Linked DNA regions of Homo sapiens: region 2 is linked to region 1. A link is a contact called in ENCODE Hi-C or POLR2A ChIA-PET data. All regions are on one chromosome and are shown on one strand. The core of a region is the stretch at or near the end of the contact, and the rest is flanking DNA. Distances in the headings are between cores, read along the strand shown.

What was found. A loop is a pair of places that touch in the nucleus more often than their neighbours do. ChIA-PET counts read pairs that join two places held with the same protein, here RNA polymerase II (POLR2A). Pooled maps may share reads with other maps.
Region 2: POLR2A ChIA-PET joins it to region 1 with 10 read pairs in MCF 10A. The contact joins two enhancer-like sites. A Hi-C loop is called at or near these places in 17 of 168 maps with a recorded cell type or tissue (CD4-positive, alpha-beta T cell, GM11168, GM12878 and 13 more), 12 of 37 single-sample maps with no recorded cell type and 8 of 50 pooled maps. POLR2A ChIA-PET finds 5 or more read pairs at or near these places in 16 of 52 experiments (BJ, CD4-positive, alpha-beta T cell, CD4-positive, alpha-beta memory T cell and 10 more).

Annotation. Positions count from the first base shown.
Region 1 is chr12:91,814,642-91,821,344 of GRCh38, forward strand. No RefSeq gene overlaps it. Among named protein-coding and RNA genes, the nearest start is that of LINC02404, 57 kb to the right of the region's middle. Within about 2 kb of position 3,075, at least 3 of the 41 ENCODE cell types and tissues checked have a DNase peak (open chromatin) inside an H3K27ac peak, as active enhancers do.
Region 2 is chr12:92,121,132-92,128,490 of GRCh38, forward strand. The region is part of intron 1 of LINC01619 (long intergenic non-protein coding RNA 1619); the gene reads right to left. Among named protein-coding and RNA genes, the nearest start is that of LINC01619, 18 kb to the right of the region's middle. Within about 2 kb of position 3,005, at least 2 of the 41 ENCODE cell types and tissues checked have a DNase peak (open chromatin) inside an H3K27ac peak, as active enhancers do.

The DNA of each region.
Region 1 (6,703 bases), core at 1,825-4,324:
TCTACAACAGTTTACTACTATTGAAAACTCATATCTCTAATCCATCATGTATAATGATAAGTACGCATGTTTAGCAAAATTACATTAGCATTTCATTAAATATACAGAGTAAAATGGGTGACATTTCAAAAGCCCTAATGACTTGTCGTTTGCTGAAATTGTTGAAGCCAGCAACCCTGATCGCTTTGCTCATTTGTAGCCCAGTCTCGACTATCCATGGGTAGATTATCCATAGGAGACATTACATCAAAATTCACATTAACAGTCATCCTTTTGGTCTACAGATGTGAGTCCAGAAGGACACTTTAGAAAACATTTGTTCCGGTGCCTAATTTCACAGATGAGGACAGCAAAACTTGGAGAGGTTAAATGACTTGCCCAACGTCAATCACCTGATAAATGGTAAAATGATGGAACTAGAACCCAGGTTTGTTTAATGCCAGGACAGCATTTTTTCCATCAGCACCATTTGATCATTTGAATAATATATATACTTTATTATTTTTCAAGTCTTATAGAATTTAACCTGTTTCTAGGAAGTTTACCACACGTGTTACTTGTGATCCAGAAATAACTACCACCACCACTACTATGTAGAGAAACCTTGTGTTTGTGCTTCAGTGTAAAAATACACAGTCTCTAGCACAGCTCTCTCCCATTTTAAAGCTTTGATTCTATGGAATTTATTTTGCAATTCTATAAGTTGTAGATAACTGATAGCAGTGCAAAAATAAGTCTTGTCTCTAGACATTTAAGTTCTCTACAGTGGCCGTTCAATTGTTTCCCCATCTCCACTATGGAAGAAATCAGTTTTGCCTCCATTTTTACATCCATGTTAATATTCCAAATCTATAAATGTGTCTATTCTTAGGATTCTCTTTCGAACAGGTTATAATATCTGTTTGGTTATTTTACTGATTAATATGTTAAATAAAGTTTTTAACGTGTTCATTTTCAGCTGTATGAATGTCATGGTTTCCCTGTTTATTGAAATTATCTTTTAACGACAACTACTACTTCTTGAAACCACATTGTTAAACTAAGAAAAACAACCAGCAACTACTACTCCTATTTACTTGTACTAGCTCATCTGACTTCCACAAAAATCCTATGAGGTAGGTAAATCCTATTATGATTTCCCTTTCACAAATAAGGTGTCTGAGGCCCAGGGAGGTTAACAAAATTGCACATGGTAACACAACTGTTGTCAGACCTAGACCTTGATGCCCAGTTTCATCTGACTCCAGAACTCACGCTGTTACTCATAACACTGTATTGACTGTCAACACAACACCATTTTAAACCAAGTTATTCTGTCTGCTGGAGAATAGGAGCAGAAGTACTATTTAGAAAAAAGACCACTCAAGTAAAACTGATATTTGGAAACATTTATTATATGACTGCATTCATACCTATTCTGAAATATGAATCTGAATCTGGACAGGAAGGAGGGATCATCACAAGGCCAAGAGAATGAAGTTGAATCTATTTAGCTCTCCCTGAGTTTATTATGTTTCAATTATGATATTAAAGATATTTTAAATTCTTATACTATTACAACCTAAATAATATGGTGCAATAATACAAGAAAAAATATTATCTTAATGTCAATAGAAAAATGTGTTAAAATGTTTGCTATCAAGGGTTATTTCCTAATTTCCTTCATTATTCTTAAAAAACATAGTTGAACCATATCACCAAGTTCAATAAAATATAACCAAATTGTACACAGATCACATCTTTATTTATCCAACAGACACTTTCAAAACGTTATTTGTAAACATTTTCATACAAAAAAAGAGATGTAAATTTCTGACATTATTATTTATTTGTCCTTATTATTATTATTATTATTATTATTTTGATACAGAGTCTCACTCTGTCACCCAGGCTGGAGTGCAGTGGCGCGATCTCTGCTCACTGCAAGCTCCGCCTCCCAGGTTCATGCCATTCTCCTGCCTCAGCCTCCTGAGTAACTGGGATTACAGGTGCCCACCACCACACATGGCTAATTTTTTGTATTTTTAGTAGAGACGGGGTTTCACCCTGTTAGCCAGGATTGTCTTGATCTCCTGACCTTGTGATCTGCCTGCCTCAGCCTCCCAAAGTGCTGGGATTACAGGTGTGAGCCACCACACCAGGCCTGTCCTTATTAATTTTTATGATTGCTTGTGAATGAAAGCCCATCTTTTGGCTTTCCATTTTTGCATTTCTGAATGTTACCAAATTTCTCTATCCTCTGGATTTTCATGGTATTCTTTTTCATTGTTCTCTTTTGGAACTAATTACATTCCATCTTTATTTATTATCAGGGTCATTTTACCCTAAATCTTTGCCTTTAGGGCCATTAGCATAGGACTGCAAAGTAATATGGTAGTAAGTCATAGCTCCAAGTTTATCAAAACTATAACTGTCCACTGATGAAAACATTCCCCCATTGAGAATTAAGACCTGTACTTTGGCAGAACCTAAGTTCAAGGTAATGGAAAATGTAAATCTACAAGTGGGTTGGTCAGTAAGAATTATACTGAGAGGCTAATGATAATTTTCATTCATTGGTTCCAAAACTCATGTGTTCTAGCCCTTGAGTAAATACTTATTAGCCACAGGTTCAATGTGCACTTCACATTCTGCAAGACATTGTCCCTGAGCACGATTGGAGCATTTTCTAGGTCTGTCTCTTCAACCTCATATTCATTATTTATCAAGTGTGATGCATGCTGTCTCCAAAACTTTTCTCACACTTGACTCCACTAATACTGCTTTGTTTCAAGTCCTTTTCATCTCCTGCTTGACTTTTGCAATTGTTTTCTAACTGATCCTTTTGCTTTTTCTCTTTCATCCATTTTCAGTGGTGTCAGTAAGCATGATCCAAATGAAATGGACCTCCTGCCCTATTTCTAAACCTGCATTTGGAACTGCTTCCTATCCCTATTTACTTTTTACTGTATTACTCATTACTCCACCTACAGCTTCAGCTGACTCTTCGAACTTGACCACTGGCACCACCTTTTGCTTACTTTGGCTGCATTTTTCGAACTGTATTTTAAATCCTCCCTCTGGCAACACTGCCTTAAGCTATCTTGGTCCAGTCTACACCAGGACTAGGACAATGAGGTCTGGACTGGACTACTGTGGACAGTTCTCTTGCCAAATATGCCCTGGCCTGCCAAGAAAGACTTGGACTTTTCACCACTGAAATGGCTGTTTGTTATGCCATGGATGCTTTATATATGCAGTCTCTGTCTAAATGTCCTCCCTTGCTCCCTACTGGCAGGATTACCATTCAAGAATCTGCTAATGTATTGCCTTCTCTAATACATCTCCCCTAGGCACAATAAAAGTATTCATGCATTCTTATAATACTTGACACATAGCAGTCATAGTACCATTACTCTCAATGGCAAAACTGCAATTACTTTTGCACCACCTAATAAGATTTGTAAATGTTTATTACATGCTGGTCTGTGTTAATCACAGGTATTTCACTGGCATATGTGAATCAGTCAGCTCCCAAACTCTGGACTTCTTAAGGGGGGAAATCTATTCTCTTTTCCTTCAATGTCTTTCCTTCATTGTAGCCCAATTCAAGGCCATATAATTAGTGTTCATAAACACTGAACTAAATTAAATCAAATTGTTTGAGATATACTCAGTTTACCATCTTTTCTTAGACATAGTTAACAAAACAGTAATTTTTCCATATTATGCCACTTAACACATTCAAATTTCAAACTTAATTCTTGCCTGAGTCATTCTTCCAGATGACTGGGTTCAGTCATGCATAGCAATTCAATTTACCCTGATTTTAACCTCTTGTTACAATAATGGCTTCCAGGTCAACAGAAAGGACTTTAAAAGCTATTCCAGTAAGGATTGGTGAAGGTGAAGGGAGAGGAGAACAGGCAATAGCCCAATCATGTTTGGTACATGGCATGTTTGCTGTACTTTCTGTCGTGTGTGTGAGGAGCTCTGTTTAACTGACTTGAGGACTGAAGTACTGAACAAGCAAAGAATTGCTCAACTCCCTAGGTAGGTGGGTCTCAGTCAGTATTGAACAGGCAACCCTGTCATTTCAGTGTGATCTGTACTTGTTGGGAAATTGCTGTATGGTGTATGTACAACGTCTTTGCTGCTCACCAAGGTTGAAAACATTTAGTAGTCCACCCATGGGAAACTGAGAGTCTGTCTAGCCTCCAGCCATTGAAGCTTGAAACAAATTAAGTTCCCATCTCTCTCCTGGCTATTTGGGTTTGAACAATCTCTAAAGTGGTCTAGTAAACAGGCAGACAAGACTCCACTTGAGATGTAACCCTGTGTATAACCTAAAGCTAAGGAAAGTTTATGGAATCAACAGGCTGGGGCATGTTAGCTCTATAGTGAAAAATCAAAGAATTGCAATTTAGAGGTAGGGGTAGGGCAAGCCTGTGCTGTTGAATAAAAATGAATGCAATGTGTTTTGTTTTTTCAACATGTCTCAATGTGAGAAGGAGGTCAGAAAAGCTATGGGAGTGTTCAGAAAGTGATCTGTGTCACTGAAGTGTGGCAATGGGCCTGTGTAAATTAAAGATCTAAGCCAATGTGGAAAACACATTTTCAGCAGTAAATAATGTCATTTAAGGAGACTGATTGCCAAAGCAGCCTCATTGCCTAATGGGGGCCTAGTCTTTCATTCAACAAATATTTACTGCCTGGCCCTGGAGCTGGCACTGCAGTGCATTGGTAAGCAATAACCCCTGCCTTGTAGTTTTAATATTTTTATATAAGAGACTAATAAAAAACAAATACAAAGACTTTTTTTAAACCCTGCAATTTGGAATAAGGTCCTGAAAAGGGTGAAGGGAGTGCTGGCGTGCTGTTCTTTCAGCCACTTGGGCAAAATACGCAAGGATATTTCTATTCTGACCTATATTTGTAGAAAGTCTCTCCCCAAAACAATGATCTAGGCACACACACACACACACACACACACACACACACACACCCCAAACCCTAATTCTTGTGATGCCTCAATTCAGATCTGTCCCAGCCATGAATTTTGATTGCTCTGCACTTTCCCATCAGTCAACATGAAAGACTAGAAGGCCTGAATTATATTCATAAAGGACGCAATTGCTTATGGAAATATGACTCTAAGCTTAGAGTTTAGAAGTTTAAATTGCCCAGATCAAGATCATATAAATTACATAAAATAAATGACAGACCCGTTTTTCCATTTCATTTAGTCTAGATACCTATGGATCCTGCTTGTTTAATATGTAGTAATTATAATGTCACCTTCACACAAAATGCAGTAACTCTGTTAACAGTCTAAAAGAAAAAAAAAAATCATATAGGGGAAGAATTGTAGAGCAGCTGCCAAGAAGCTAAAAACAACAAAATTATCATTAAAAGATAGACTTAACAGTACCACATGGCAGAATTAATCTCTCCTGACCTAATGACCCACGTATTATGTTACCGAAATGGCATTTTTCAGAGGAAACATTTCTGCCCATCCTCTCACCCAGAACAAAAGCCTAATAAAATTTAGATTTTGAAGAGTTGGGTGCCTAGCTCTGTGGTACACATTCTGTAATTGTTTATGCGTATTTATCAATCAGATTGTAAATATTTCAAACGCAGACATCCATTCAAAGTCTTATTTTTATGTATCACAAGTATATACAGTCAGGTTCATTGTGCCTTTAATTCCTTCAGCTCTCTTATTTAGTTATTCATTCATTTATTTCAACAAATAATAAACATCTGTGAACACTATACCCAGGCCAAGAGCTAGAATACTGGCAACTGGTTGCAGGTATCTGGGTTCCTTCCCATCCTGTTTTTGGGCGGAAGTTTCCAATACAAGCTATCCATCATTCTGCCTTTTGTATTTTTATTTTTTGTGTGTTATGGACTGAATGTTTGTGTCTCCCCAAGGTTCATATGATGAAACCCTATCCCCTGATGTGACGATATGTAGTGGGAAGCCTTTAGAAGGTACTAATAATTAGGATTAAATGAGGTCATGAGGGTGGAGCCTCTTAGAAGGGATTAGTGCCCTTCTAAGAGTCACAAGAGAGCTTGCTTCCCCGCTCTGCTCTACACTGTGTAAGGATACAATTCAAAGTTGGCTGCCTGTGATCTGGAAGAGGGCCTTCACCAGAACCGGACCATGCTGGCAATCTGATCTTGGACTTTCAGCCTCCAGAACTGTGAGAAATAAATGTCTATTGTTTGTAAGCCACTTGGTCCATGGTATTTTTGTTACAATAGTACAAGCTGATGAGGACACCTTGCTTTTTTTTTTTTTTTTTTTTTTTTTGAGACAGAGTCTCTGCTCTGTCACCCAAGCTGGAGTGGAGTGGCACGATCTCGGCTCACTGCAACCTCCATCTCCTAGGTTCAAGCAATTCTCCTGCCTCAGCCTCCCAAGTAGCTGGGACCACAGGTGCACACCACCACACCCAGCTAAATTTTGTATTTTTAATGGAGACAGGGTTTCACCATGTTTGCCAGACTGGTCTCGAACTCCTCACCTCAGAAGATCCGTCCACCTCAGCCTCCCAAAGTGCTGGGATTACAGGTGTGAGCCACCGTCCAAGCGACACCTTGTTTTTTGATAATAGTTGTATTACACATAGCATATATTTAGTAATATTTTTTATACTGAGCTTTTATTTTCATTTTTCTAAAAAAAGGCTATTATGTTATATACAGA
Region 2 (7,359 bases), core at 1,755-4,254, 310 kb after region 1:
TCCAGCTCATTTTAGTTTTTCATCTCCCAGTACACAAATCATTCCCAACTTGTCTCTCCACATCTGAGTTCCTAGTTAATTTCTTCCATTGCCTTGTATTTTTCCACTGCCTTCTCTGTGGTTTCTTCTCATGCCTACCCTCTTTACCTCTGATTTGTTTTCAGTGTTGATTCTGGTCCTTCTAAAGCAGTTCAAAACTGTTTATATTTTCCCCTTCCATTTCTTAAGCATGCCAGCTCTCCTTTCCATTCACCATGGCTTTAATTCCTTTGAGAGGACAAAGGAAATTTAGTCTATTATTTTTATTTCCTTAAGTAATTCTCTTCTGAATATGTATTATTTGTCTTTCTTTTACACATCATTTTTTTCATTATATTTTTCTTTATGAATTTCAGGGAAGTCCCATTTTTCCTACTTCTTATTCATCTTTTATTAGACACAGTTTCATCTGGTGCTGATATTTGCCCAACAGCATTGGTGGATTACCATCATATCTGTTCAATGTTTACCTGATCCCCTTAAATTACTGTTCCTTACAACTTACGCTGGAAAGCTGGACACTTAGTGGTTGCAATATTTTTTTCAGTAATTCGGGTAACTAAGGACAGAAGAGAAGGTAGAGATAGGTGGTGAGTAGCTAAAGTTCAGGTATGGTTATGTTACCTACAGGCACTTTCCCAATTAATTTATGGATTCTCACTCCTGCCAATTCCATGAGGAAATTGTAGTCTTTCTCCTCCTCAAGGTGACAAGTTAACTCTATAGAAAGCCAGGGCAGTGTGAGGGCTCTTGGCTCAAAGACCTTTTGTTAGTAGTTATTAGAGTTCTTACTTATCTCTGTTTGGTCAGCTTTTCTCAGGAGATATTTGACTCCTAGGTACTCCTAGCCCTACCCCTCTCCCAACCCAGTTTCCTTGTAGGCTGCTCTCTTTTTGAGAGCAAGGCAAATAAAAATGTGCCTGATTAGGTCTCTCTTCCCCTGCACCTCCCTTACTTTTGGGTATGCAAGTGTACTCAGAGTAAAGATATGGCCCTCCAGTCTAATGTCTCTGAGAGTTCTTGAATAGGCCTTAAAATACTATAATTTATTTCCTAGTAACTTCATCATTTGAAACGAGGCTAGATCTATGTGAACTCTCTGTCTTTGCTGAAATGATCATTGTTTAACTGACAGATGTTCCTCTTAATATGTAGTATGAGACTGTGGCTGTTCCCTAGTTGATGAAGCATCACTATAAACATGGAATTTTCATAGACAGTAGGGGAATTGTGTGTTCTAATATGTATATGATTCATTTAGAGATCTTGTTTAAATTACAGGGGCAGGGCCTGAGAGTATGCATTCCTAATAAGCTCCCAGATTATGCCAATGCTACTGGCTGCAAACCACACATTAGTCAGGGCTCTCCAGAAAAACAGAACCAATAGAATATATATATATATATATATATATATATATAGAGAGAGAGAGAGAGAGAGAGAGAGAGAGAGAGAGAGATTACATATAGATATAATGTACACACAATCTCTCTCACTATATATAGAGACAGAGAGAGAGATTTTTTGTTGTTGTTGTTGTTGTTTTTGTTTGTTTGTTCGTTTTTTTTAGTAGAGTGGGGATTATATTTCACTATGTTGCCCAGGCTGGTTGCAAACTTCTGGCCTCTCCTGCCTTGGCCTCCCAAAGTGTGTGAGCCACTGCACCCAGCCCATATATGTATAAAGAGAATTGTTATAAAGAATTAGATCACCTAATGATGGAGGCTGAGAGAAGTCCCATGATCCAGTCCACAAGCTAGAGACCCAGAAAAGCTGGGGGTACAGTTTGAAGGCCTGAAAGGTGGAGAGGCAATGGTGTAGATTCCAGTCCGAGTGTAAAAGCATGAGAAACAGGAGCACCAAGGACAGGAGAAGATGGGTCCCAGCTCAGTCAGGCAGATCTAGAATTCAACTTTCCTCTGCCTTTTTGTTCTATTCAGGCCTCAACAGATTGGATGAGGGCCGGAAGAACAACGTGAGGTCTCCCCACACTGAGGAGGGCCATCTGCTTTACTCAGTCCACCAATTCAAATGTTAATCTCTTGCAGAAACAGCCTCACAGACACACCCAGAAATAATGTTTAACTAAATATCTGGGCATCCCATGGCCCAGTTCAGGTTGACAAAATTAACTACTATAGGTTATCTTCATGCAGCATCCAAAGGATGAAAGGGCTGAATAGCCTGGGCAAAAAATTAAAAATAATTAATAGCTAATATTTATTAAAATGTTGACTACATCCCAGCCACAGCACTAAGTGCTCTCTGTGGATTATCTCATTTAATTCTCACAATGGTCCTGTAAGGTACATTACAGTCATGCATCACTTAATGACAGGAATACATTCTGAGAAATTTATCAGTAGGAGATTTCTTGTTATGTGAACATCATAGAGTGTGCTTACACAAACCTAGATGGTATAGCCTACTACACTACACACCTAGGCTACATGGTATAGCCTAGTGTTGCAAGACTACACACCTGTACAGCAGCTTACTGTATTGAATACTGTAGGCGATTGTCACACAATGGTAAGCATGTGCATCTGAACATATAGAAATATAGAAAAGGTATAGTAAAATACAGTATTATAATCTTCTTGGACAACCGTTGTATACACAGTTCATTGTTGGCCAAAACATCATTATGCAGCACATGACTGTATTTTCATTTTATAGAGGAAGAAATTGAGGCACAGGGAGATTGGGTAACCTGAGATTAAACATTTAGCAAGTGACAGAATTGAGCAATCAAACTTCAGAACCTCAACTTGAAACATCATTTCCTGATGCAAACATGAGGACATATTGCTCTACCATACAGAAAGCAGCAGGGCAGCTGCCATGCTTGTATAACAACTATTTTTTTTTTTTTTTTTGCTTATTGAAACTGAAGGGATGTTGGGAAAGACAGACTGGGAGCTTTCTCTAAATTTTAATACAGCATCAGTGCTTCCTATAATGTCCAGGTTAGGAGAGAAGCAAATGGAGCTTTACTAAGGAAGAGAAAGTGATCAATACCAGTGAGAAAGGTGAAAAAAAAAAAAACAAACAAAAACGAAAAAAAAACCTAAGCAAATTCAGTGAGAAAAGAAAAAGCAGAACTTAGAGTCCTTACCCTTCAATTTAAGGAAGGAGAGTTATTGCCTAGCAGAATCTTGAAATAAAATTTCCTTAGAAAGCCCCAGAAAGTTTTGTGTGTATTGCAAGTCCAAAGGATAAGGAGAACTTCTATATGCTTTCTTCTTATTTCCACTGGGCAAAGTACTGCTCTATCAAGACTCAGCCTGCCATGAGGCTTTCCAATCAACTCTCAACCACCACAACAGTTAGGGCTTTTTCCTCTATGTTGCAAAGCACTTTCTGCATAACTCAGAATGCAAAATGTACTCATTCATTTGTTTATTTACATTTTTTCCTCACTAGACTGATTTTTTTTTTTTTTTTTTAGGACAAGGCCTTACTTACACACATAACTTGTACTCTAGGTAAACTGGAATACTCTATTCACTAAACAGCCTTAGCTTTACAGTCTTGACATCATTGCCTTTTCACTATTGGCATCCCTCAGCTCGTCATGAGTTCTACTAAATGCCACTTTTACTACGAAGCCTTCCCCGGCTTCCTTCCCTAAACTCATTTCACCGTACCTATATCATAACATAAAACACTGCCTTGTTATGCTTTGTAAATCTCTTTTCTGCATTAGATTATAGACTCCTATGACTAAGTCGTCATAACCTTTGAATTCTCATTAGGGCTTACTTAGCTGAATCATGCACAATGGCAGACATTCATAAAATCAGATATTGATTGCCTATTTAAAAAGAAAGGAAAGGGGTCAGGCGTGGTGGTTCACACCTATAATCTCAGCAATTTGGGAAGCCATGGCAGGAGGATTGCTTGAGTTCAGGAGTTCAAGGACAGCCTGGGCAACTGTCTCTACCAAAAATACATAAAATTAGCTGGGGCATGGTGGTGACACCTGTAGTCCCAGCTATTCAAGAGGCTGAGGCTGGAGGAATGCTTGAGCCTGGGAGGCAGAGATTGCAGTGAGTGAAAATCGTGCCACCGCACTCCAGCCTGGGAGACAGAGTGAGACTCCATCTCCAAAAGAAAAAGAAGGAAGAAATAAAAAGGGAATTAAAACAAATTTAAAAAAAAAAGGAAAAGAGGTTTAGTTACAATGAATGTTCCTGGACTGGCTAACATAGGCTCACAATAGCTTAAAATAAAGTTTAAAAACCTCACAGGCTCCTTTAAAGAGATCCTCCAGATCCTTTCATTTATAGAATCTTTCCATGTCCAGGCTTCTTTTTCTATTGAACACATCCCTCAACAAGGAGCCATTTTTTCCCATGTTCTTCAGAAAGTTACCATGTACATGTTTTGGGTATAAGAGAGAAGACACAGGAGCCACATTTACCTTCAAACTAAAATCAAAATTAAAACAACCAGATTGAAAAAAAGAAGAAATTCAAAATTCAGAAAGGAATCTTAGAGACAAAAACGTATTAAATTCAATTTTGTTTGAGAGGAAGCTCAGACTTTGCTCATTGTTGAGGTGCCATACCTAGAGACTGAGTAAATGCAGTGCTGATGATAGAGAATTACTGATTTATTCTCAAGCGCATTGTGTGGGCCAGGAGCATCTTAGAGAAGGACAGGAAAAATGTGCTTATTTGCACTCTTCCATTACAGAATAAGGAGAGATCTTTTGCAATTGCCTTCTTTTCTTTCAACTCCAAATGTAAGTGCTTTAATTTTCTACATATTCTCTATTTCTTTCTTGAGGCAACATGATTGGGAAGGGGTGCTGTGTGTCATGTAGAACCAAGAAACCCATTACAAATAAAGAGGAAAGTGTGGATTCTATTAAAAAAACAAAAACAAAGAATCATAGTAATTGTGGGCAAGACAAATTTATTTCTTCAGCCTTTGAAATAACGTCAGCAAGAACCGACTAGTGGCTGAGTAGACAAAGTAAACATAAAATTGTATTAAAAGTAAGGTTCTCGGCCGGGTGCGGTGCGTCATGCCTGTAATCCCAGCACTTTGGGAGACTGAGGCGGGCGGATCACAAGGTCAGGGGATCGAGACCATCCTGGCTAACACAGTGAAACCCCGTCTCTACTAAAAATACAAAAAAATTAGCTAGGCGTGGTGGTGGGCACCTGTAGTCTCAGCTACTCGGGAGGCTGAGGCAGGAGAATGGCATGAACCCGGGAGGCAGAGCTTGCAGTGAGCCAAGATTGCCCCACTGCACTCCAGCCTGGGCGACAGAGCGAGACTCTGTCTCAAAAAAAAAAAAAAAGTAAGGTTCTCAGTGCTCTGTTTACATCTCCTTTTTACTTACAATGGTTTATTCCATTTGTTGTCTTTGGTTTTTTTTTGTTTTTTTTTTTTTGTCATGAAGACAACACAGAAATCCAGATCTTAGGCTAGGGTCTGAGAACCCATCTTAACATCAAAATAAAACACAACAAAAACCAAGAATACTTCTAACAACTTGAAATATTTAATGGAGTACATACTCAGAAATAAAGTCTCCCTTCTGCCAGTTTGGAAAACTGGCACAGACAGGCAAAATGAATTCACAACTTGCAGCCAGTTTGTTCTTTTTTTTTTTTTATACTAGACATCAAGATTTGTTTTTTAAATAATAGAAGGATGTTTTGATTATCACTGTGGGACAAAAAGCCTTTAATTTTTTTATTTCAATCAATCAAGTTCTTCCAGCCTAGACCCATTTATTCTTCTTCATACTCAACTTCCTAAATTTATGTTAGGAAAAAGAATTTTACCTTACCTCAGGCAACAGGACTTACAATGGAGAAAACACCAAACAAAATGCCATTCGCTCCCACCCCCCAAATCATCTTGTATTTATAGCCAAAGTTTTATATCGTGTGTATTCATTTTCCATTTCCCTCACTAAGTTGTCCCTGTTGAGAAGTTCTTAGCACCTGGCCCCTAAGAAATAACTGTTTCACATTTAGCATCTTTTAACTAGTAATCACTACTCTCAGAGAAAAGCCCTGCAGCCTCCAAAGTAACCAGCTCTCTAGTTCCCTGAGATCAGAGGAAAAGGGCTTTTTTTTTTTTTTTTTTTGGAGAGGGGGTCTCGCTCTGTCACCCAGGCTGGAGTGCAATGGTGCGATCTCAGCTCACTGCAAACTCCATCTCCCGGGTTCACACCATTCTCCTGCCTCAGCCTCCCGAGTAGCTGGGACTACAGACATCTGCCACAGCACCCAACTAATTTTTTTTTTTTTTTGTATTTTTAGTAGAGATGGGGTTTCACCATGTTAGGAGGGTCTCGATCTCCTGACCTCGTGATCCGCCCGCCTCGGCCTCCCAAAGTGCTGGGATTACAGGCGTGAGCCACCACGCCCGGCTTGGAAAGGGCTTTTGAGACACACACACACACACACACACACACACACACACACACACACACGGTACAGAGAGCGCTGGGGAGAAGAGGAGGGAGGATGGAAGGAGAGGAGCAGAGGAATAGTGAGGAAAATAATACTATTTTTCCTTTCCTTAGTTGGAATAGTGAGGAAAATAATACTATTTTTCCTTAGTTAACAAAGTGGATTTAAGGCCAGACATGGTGGCTCACACCTGTAATCCCAGCACTTTGAGAGGCCAAGGCGGGTGGACCACTTGAGGCGAGGAGTTTGAGACCAGCCTGGCCAACATGGCGAAAACCCATCTCTACTAAAAATACAAAAATTAGCCAGGGGTGGCGGTGCACGCCTGTAATCCCAGCTACTTGGGAGGCTGAGGCAAGAGAATTGCTGGAATCCAGGAGGCGGAAGTTGCAGTGAGCTGAGATTATGTCACTGCCCTCCAGGTTGGGCTATTGAGCAAGATCCTGTCTCAAAAAAAAATAAAAATAAAAAAGTGGAGTTAAGAGGGCAATGAGGAGACATCTAAAAAGAAAATCAGAACCAACTTCAATACTCAAGACAGATATAAACCACAGATATAAAAGAAGCCTATGTGTAACTGACAGGGTATTGTGTGCATCCTACAACTATCACAAAGTTTCACGGCTACTCCTGGAGACGGACATACTTGCACGTGTTCAAGACCACAGTACCATGATGGTCACAGCAGCCAACACTTACTAAGGGCCTCGTCCTACATCTATTACCCCATTCAGGATTCCAAATACCCTCTGAGGTGGATATCCTTATCCAAAGCCCTTAGGGCCAGTTGTATTTCTGGAATTGAGCATTTTTTGGATTTTAGAAAGACAATATGGAGCATGTTCCTATAGCATAAATCATCTCCCATGGGAGCTGGAAT